Linked DNA regions of Mus musculus: region 1 is linked to region 2. The links are chromatin contacts, found by Hi-C or POLR2A ChIA-PET in ENCODE. All regions are on one chromosome and are shown on one strand. The core of a region is the stretch at or near the end of the contact, and the rest is flanking DNA. Distances in the headings are between cores, read along the strand shown.

What was found. A loop is a pair of places that touch in the nucleus more often than their neighbours do. ChIA-PET counts read pairs that join two places held with the same protein, here RNA polymerase II (POLR2A).
Region 1: a map of mouse trophoblast stem cell shows a loop between it and region 2 (2.1-fold over the local background). The contact joins the promoter of Bin2 here to the promoter of Dazap2 in region 2. A Hi-C loop is called at or near these places in 2 of 37 maps with a recorded cell type or tissue (Patski and mouse trophoblast stem cell). POLR2A ChIA-PET finds 5 or more read pairs at or near these places in 3 of 5 experiments (all embryonic stem cell).

Annotation. Positions count from the first base shown.
Region 1 is chr15:100,668,197-100,671,153 of GRCm38, forward strand. Bin2 (bridging integrator 2) reads right to left here and starts at 1,307. Exons shown (of 11, transcript NM_001270537.2): 1 at 1,217-1,307. The coding sequence starts at 1,297.
Region 2 is chr15:100,614,405-100,617,477 of GRCm38, forward strand. Dazap2 (DAZ associated protein 2) reads left to right here and starts at 1,258. Exons shown (of 4, transcript NM_011873.2): 1 at 1,258-1,320; 2 at 2,509-2,627. The coding sequence starts at 1,308. It overlaps C330013E15Rik (RIKEN cDNA C330013E15 gene), which reads right to left and starts at 706. Exons shown (of 2, transcript NR_045701.1): 1 at 380-706; 2 at 1-286.

The sequences.
Region 1 (2,957 bases), core at 57-2,556, 54 kb after region 2:
GAACCCTCTCCTTTTAGCCCATGTCTCTTCTACTACAGTGTGGGTAGATGGTGGCTAGGCAAAGGAAGACTCTGGACAGGTAACATCACAATGCCTTTTAAGTGTGTAGGGAAGGGGCTGGGACGGAGCTCAGTTGGCAGGGTGCCTGGTTTCCTCAACCAGAAGCTGTAGGTACAACCTTCAGCATCTAAGAGATGTGATGACACATGCTTGCAACCCAGAAGATAGAGAGAGACGGGAGACCAGAAGTTCAAGGTCAAAGTGAGTTTGGGGGTGGGGGTACAAGAAACTGTCTCAAAAACATGTGAAGGGTGGTAAGAATGGGGTTCATACCTATGACCTTAGCTAGAGATCTCACCTTGAATACAAGACCAGCCCAGTCAACACGGTAAGACCCTGTCTCAAAAAAACAAAACAACCAAGCAAATAAAATAAACAGCGTGAAGAGTGTCTCCATAATCCATTTTCCCTTTTTTTTTTTTTTTTTTTTTTTGGAGACAGGGTCTATGTAGTCTAGGCTGTCCTGGAAGTCTCTGTGTAAACCAGGCAGATCTTGAGCTCACAGAGATCCTCCTGCCTCTGCCTCCCGAGGGCTGGGATTAAAGGCGTGTGCCCATCATTTGAATGGACTGGCAAATTATGGGAAGGACACCCAGAGGCTGTGGATCACCATCAAGGCAAAAGAATAGATGTAAGAAACTGGGGCTGGCTACTGGACACACGAGCTCCCCGCTCACCCCGAGGTAAAGAGTAGCTCAGGCTGGTCTTAAACTCAGTAATATAGCCTCGGATGCCTTGCGTTTTCTATCCACCCGCCTCCGTTTACACCAGTTTAAACAACACTCAAGTGTGGAGAACTGTGCAGTGTCCTGGTCCTCAGTGAATCCCCCAAGTCAAATTAAGTGGGGCGACTCACTGCCACCGCAGCCGCTGTCTCTTACTTTGGGGACAAGTATCTTCCAACTCATTCATCACCTGAGAGACGCCAGCCAGCCACCCTTGCCTTTGCGCTAGGACAAAATCTGTGACAAAGTTGACCACCACCATTCGTTCCTTCCTGTCGCCTTTTCTGGGTCAGGCTGAGGGTTGCCGAAGGCTCCTGCGAAACAGCTGTCTCCTCAGCTGCTCCCTTCTCTCCCACGTCGGCCAATGTTCGTGGACACCCATTCCCCGCCCGTTCTGGGGCAGCAGGACCCTTTCTCCTCAGGCTGCCTACCTTCTCCTGGGCCCTGCTGAACTTCTTCTGCATCTGCTTGGCGAAGAGGCCAGCCGCTCCGCCCGCCTTGCCCTCTGCCATCCTGCCGGCTGCGGGGGCGCAGCCTGGACCTGTGGTTTCTAGAGGCCCCTGAGAGGAAGTGCGTCCTCCCAGCATGCCTTGCGTGATGCTCAGAGGGCGGGCCTTCACACCCTTACAGCCTCCTGCTGGGGCGTGGTCGGCCTGGACCACCCAATGCCACCTCTCGAGGACCATTGGAAACCCATCACTACCCAGATTCCCGAGAGGACCACTGCAGCCCACCACTGGCCATCACGGGAGGACCTTGGGACTCCATCACTGCCCAATACTCCAGGTGTACCACTGAAGCCCCATCACTGTCCAACTCCCCAGGTGGACCATTGGGGTCCCATCACTGTCCATGTCCCCAGGAGGACGACTAGGACCCCATCATGGTCCAGATCCCCAGGAGGACCATTGGAACCCCATCATTGTTCAGCTCCCCGAGAGAACTACTGGGGCCCCCTCACTGCCCAGCTCCCTGGAAAGACCACTGGTCACCAGGATGGGGTCCACAGAGGCATCTGGAGCTGGGAGAGCAGCTAAGCTGGTTCTGAGAAGTTGGCAGAGAACGGGTTGTTCAGGGTGGATTTTGGTGCGCACACACTCTTAAAACCAGCTTGGAAATGCTGCCCCTGCAGTAGAGAAAGATTCCCCTCCCCTCCCCCGCCCCCACCCTTGAACGGGCTCTTTGAATGTGGACCGTGACTCATTGGTTCCATACCCGAACAGCATTAGAAAGTGAGGAGACACAAAAGACTGAGTTTGGGCTGGAGAGATGGCTCAGCCGTTAAGAGCACCGGTTGTTCTTCCAGAGGTCCTGAGTTCAATTCCTAGCAACCACATGGTGGCTCATAGACATCTGTAATGGGATCTGATGCCCTCTTCTGGTGTGTCTAAAGACAGCTACAGTGTACTCTATATAAATAAAATAAAATGAAATGAAATGAAAAAAAAAAAAGTAAAAACCAAAAGGCCCAGTTTCATCCAGTGAGGACGTTTAATGGACCAGAGACCACCTACCAGCTGCAGGGTATTGATGCTGAGTGACCATGGCTCAGCCTGGATGGCAGCTTAACCAGTTCTAAGCCTGGGAATTGTGGGGACAGAGTGCAGAAGGTGAGCATAATCCAGATCTGGATTGGAAGGGGAGAAAGACTGGAGAGATGGGGTCCTCAGGAGACAGGGTGCCATTCATAATATGCTAAGGAGGAGAGGAGGGGAGAGGCCTGAACTGGACAGAGGAGAACAAGACTCTCCAGGCAAAGCATGGAGCATTATATGGACACAGTGTGAATTTAGTCACAGATTATACAAACTGGAGTGGGGCTACAGAGATTACAAATCTGGTTTCTCTAGGAAACCGGTCTTCCAATGAACTTACACCTGACCACTGAGAAAGGATAGCCAGAAAATAGGGATACTAGGTTTGGGGAAACATTTATTCCAGAATCTTAGCAAGCTGGTAAAATTCCCTCAAGGAAAGAAAGAGGTCACAACAGGCTTCCTGTGGGAGAAGGCAGAAAGAAGCTGGAGGTCTGCCACAAAACTGCCTGCTTTTGTTTTCTGTTTCTTTCATCTAAACAGACGATGCACTAAAGGTCAGCGGTGTACCAGGCATACACCAGGAAGCCAGGCAGGAAAGACGACTCTGATCTCCAGGCGCTTACTTTGGAGGTAG
Region 2 (3,073 bases), core at 8-2,507:
TCATGCGCAGGTCCCCAGGCTGAACTAGATCAGCCTCTCAGGCTGCTGTGCTTGCCGACTGGACGAAACTGCATTTACAGGACGCCACGCAAACTGTTAAATAGACACCTGACACACAAGCAAGGCCTTCGGTGTCGGACGAATCAGGAGTCCGTTCACCAAGGACCTCTCCCTCCAAAGCCTGCCCATCTACTTGACCACGCACAACACGAACTTCTGCAGACAGCTGCGGCGGTCGGTTCCTCTGTGCATCTATGAGAGCGCGTTCGGTTGCTCAGCAGATATTCTGGAACGAGGAAACGGGAAAAAATGTGATCACTGTCCTAAGAGACGTCGTCGCTACTCTTCTGGACAACTGAGCGCGGGCTAAACCACTCACAACATCTGTAGGGAGTTTTCAGGTCCCCGTAGGACGTGCCAGGCCAGGGTGCAGGTGCTGGCTGCGTCCCCTCAGCTTGTGCTGGGGCACGGTCTATCTCAGGACAGGGGGCGGGGCGCGGGGACACGGTCCATCTCCGAGCACGAAGCCAGGCGCTGGGCCCTCAACAAGAGGCCTGGAAGGACCAGAACGGCGGACAGGCTAAGGTCTGAGGTCTGGGCTGCGTCTCGCAGGCACTGTGGAGTCGTGACAGCCTGTGTTCACACCTGAATTTGGTGAGCAGAGGCGACTCACAGTGAGGAAGTCGCCCTGAGATGAGCTGACTCCGCTTTCTTTAGGGCGGGGCCGCGCAGAAAGGAGGAGCGCGCGGTGAGGGAGGGGTCGCGCAGGGAGGGCGGGGCCGCGCAGAAAGGAGGAGCCCGCGGTGAAGGCGGAGCGTTCAGGGAGGCGGGGCTAGCGGTGCGGTGAGGGCGGGGCCGCGCGGGAAGGAGTGGCTCGTGATAAGGGCGGGGCGCACGGTGAGAGCAAGGACCGCGGTGAGGGCGGGGCCGCGCAGAGAGAGCAAGGAACGCGGGGAGAGCGAGGAGGGCGGGGCCTCGCAGGGAGGGCGGGGCAATTAGTGAGGGCAAAGCGCGCGGTGAGGGCGAAGCCGCGCAGGGAGGGGCGGGGCCGAGCCCAGAGGAGGCGCGCGCCGTGAGGGCAGAGCGCGCGGGGAGGGCGGGGCTTCCGAGCAGAGCAGGGCCGCGAGCGCCCTCCTTGCCGCGACTGGCCGGCCTGCGAGGGGGCGGGGTTTCCGGCGGCGGCGCACTCGGGCATCTCCTGACGCAGAGTGGACGAACGTCACGTGACACGGAAGTGACTCCGAACAGGAAGAGGACGAGAAAAATAACCGTCCGCGACGCCGAGTGGGAGCGGACTCAGAGCCACCATGAACAGCAAAGGCAAGGCCGGGAAGTGGCGGGGGCCGTCGGGGAAGCGGGCGGGTTCGGGTCGAGCGGGCTGGGGGACGTCGGGCCTGGGGCGGTCTGTGCGGCTCTCTTCAGCGGGCCGCACAGCGCGGCCGCACCTGACGTGGCCGCCCCCCTCCACCCCCACAACGCAGCCGCTCGGCCCTCTGGGCCCCGACCCCATAAACCGTGTGGCGCAGTTTGGAGCCGCGGGCTCCTGTGTGTGGGGTGGGGGGGCTTTTCCGTGACGGACAGCGGCTGGAGCGAATGGCGAGCTAGAGCAGGGATTTGGGGAAGCCAATGGAGGGCGGGCGGAGGCGGGGCGCCGCGCCTCGGAACAACAGGCCTCGGCCGAGCTTAACTGCTGAGGTGCCGGCTCCGCTGCACGGCCCAGGCCCTCGAGGACCCGTTCTCGCCCGCCGGGGACTTCTGGCGCTTCCTCCTCGGGGCCCGGACTCGTAGCCGCCCCTGTGCGTTGCTAATGTTTGTGAGAACATGGTCGCGTTCCCCACCCCTCCACCCGCCGCCCTTCTCACGGTTAACTTCCAGTCACTCACTCTTTGGAGGTCGACCTTGACTAGGAACCCGTGAGGTAAACACTGAGAACCGTGGGTCCCACAGAGTCAGGACTGGTTACAGCACAGCCCGGGGGAGATCACCCAGAGGAGTCCCCTAAGACACCAGCAGTCCGGAGACCCCGGAACGGGTCCTCAGACCTGCCCTCTATTCGAAAGGGAACATGGCCAAGTTAGCCTCCATCAATCAGTATGCTAGTGGGAACGGCGCCTTCTGCCCAGTCAGAAGCCAGCACCTTCGGGCGCGAGGGTGCCGAGACCATCCTTATTTTCCTGGCTCTAAGAAATAAGGCAGCCTTATTTGCAGCTCTTCTGCTTGCTCCCCACCCTGTGCACCCTGGCCCGTCTAGTAGCTCTGCTTACAAACTTGTTTTTATTCAAAGTGTGCCTGCCTCTGCCTGTGTAAGTGTCTGTGAGTGTGAGTGTAGGTGCCCACCAAGGCAGAAGGTAGCGTTGAAAGGAGGTTGTGTCATATGTGGGTGCTGGGAATAGAACTGGGGTCCTCAGGAAGAGCAGCACTTTGTCTCACACACTGAGCATCTTTCCTGTTTGCCACCTCCCCTCCTAATCTGACAGACAACATCTCTCCTCCCCTTTTGTATTCCAGGTCAATATCCAACACAGCCTACCTACCCTGTGCAACCTCCTGGGAATCCAGTATATCCTCAGACCTTACATCTTCCTCAGGCTCCACCCTATACTGATGCTCCACCTGCATATTCAGAGGTACTGCAGTTTCCTAGACTTGTAGCTAGTTGAGAACACTCTTGGATCCCCTTGTTAAGTCTTCAAATCTGACTTCACAAGCAGAAGGATGCTCTGTGAATCATCTAGAACTTAAGGTGAAAATTACCATTGGAATTGAATGCAGTATCTGATTATGCTATTTGACACATGCTGACTTAAGCTGAGTTTGGGTCCCTTGAGCACAATAGTAGCTGTGGACGCAAATGACTCAGAATACTGTGTGCCAGTGACTATAACCAGTGTGTAATCTGCAAACACAAGAACTAGGAACAAGGGGCTAGAGAGATGGCTCAATGGTTAAGAGCACTGCTTTTCCAGAGGTCCTGAGTTCAAATCCCAGCAACCACATGGTGGCTCACAACCACTGGTAATGAGATCTGACACCCTCTTCTGGTGTGCCTGAAGACAGCTACAGTGTACTTACA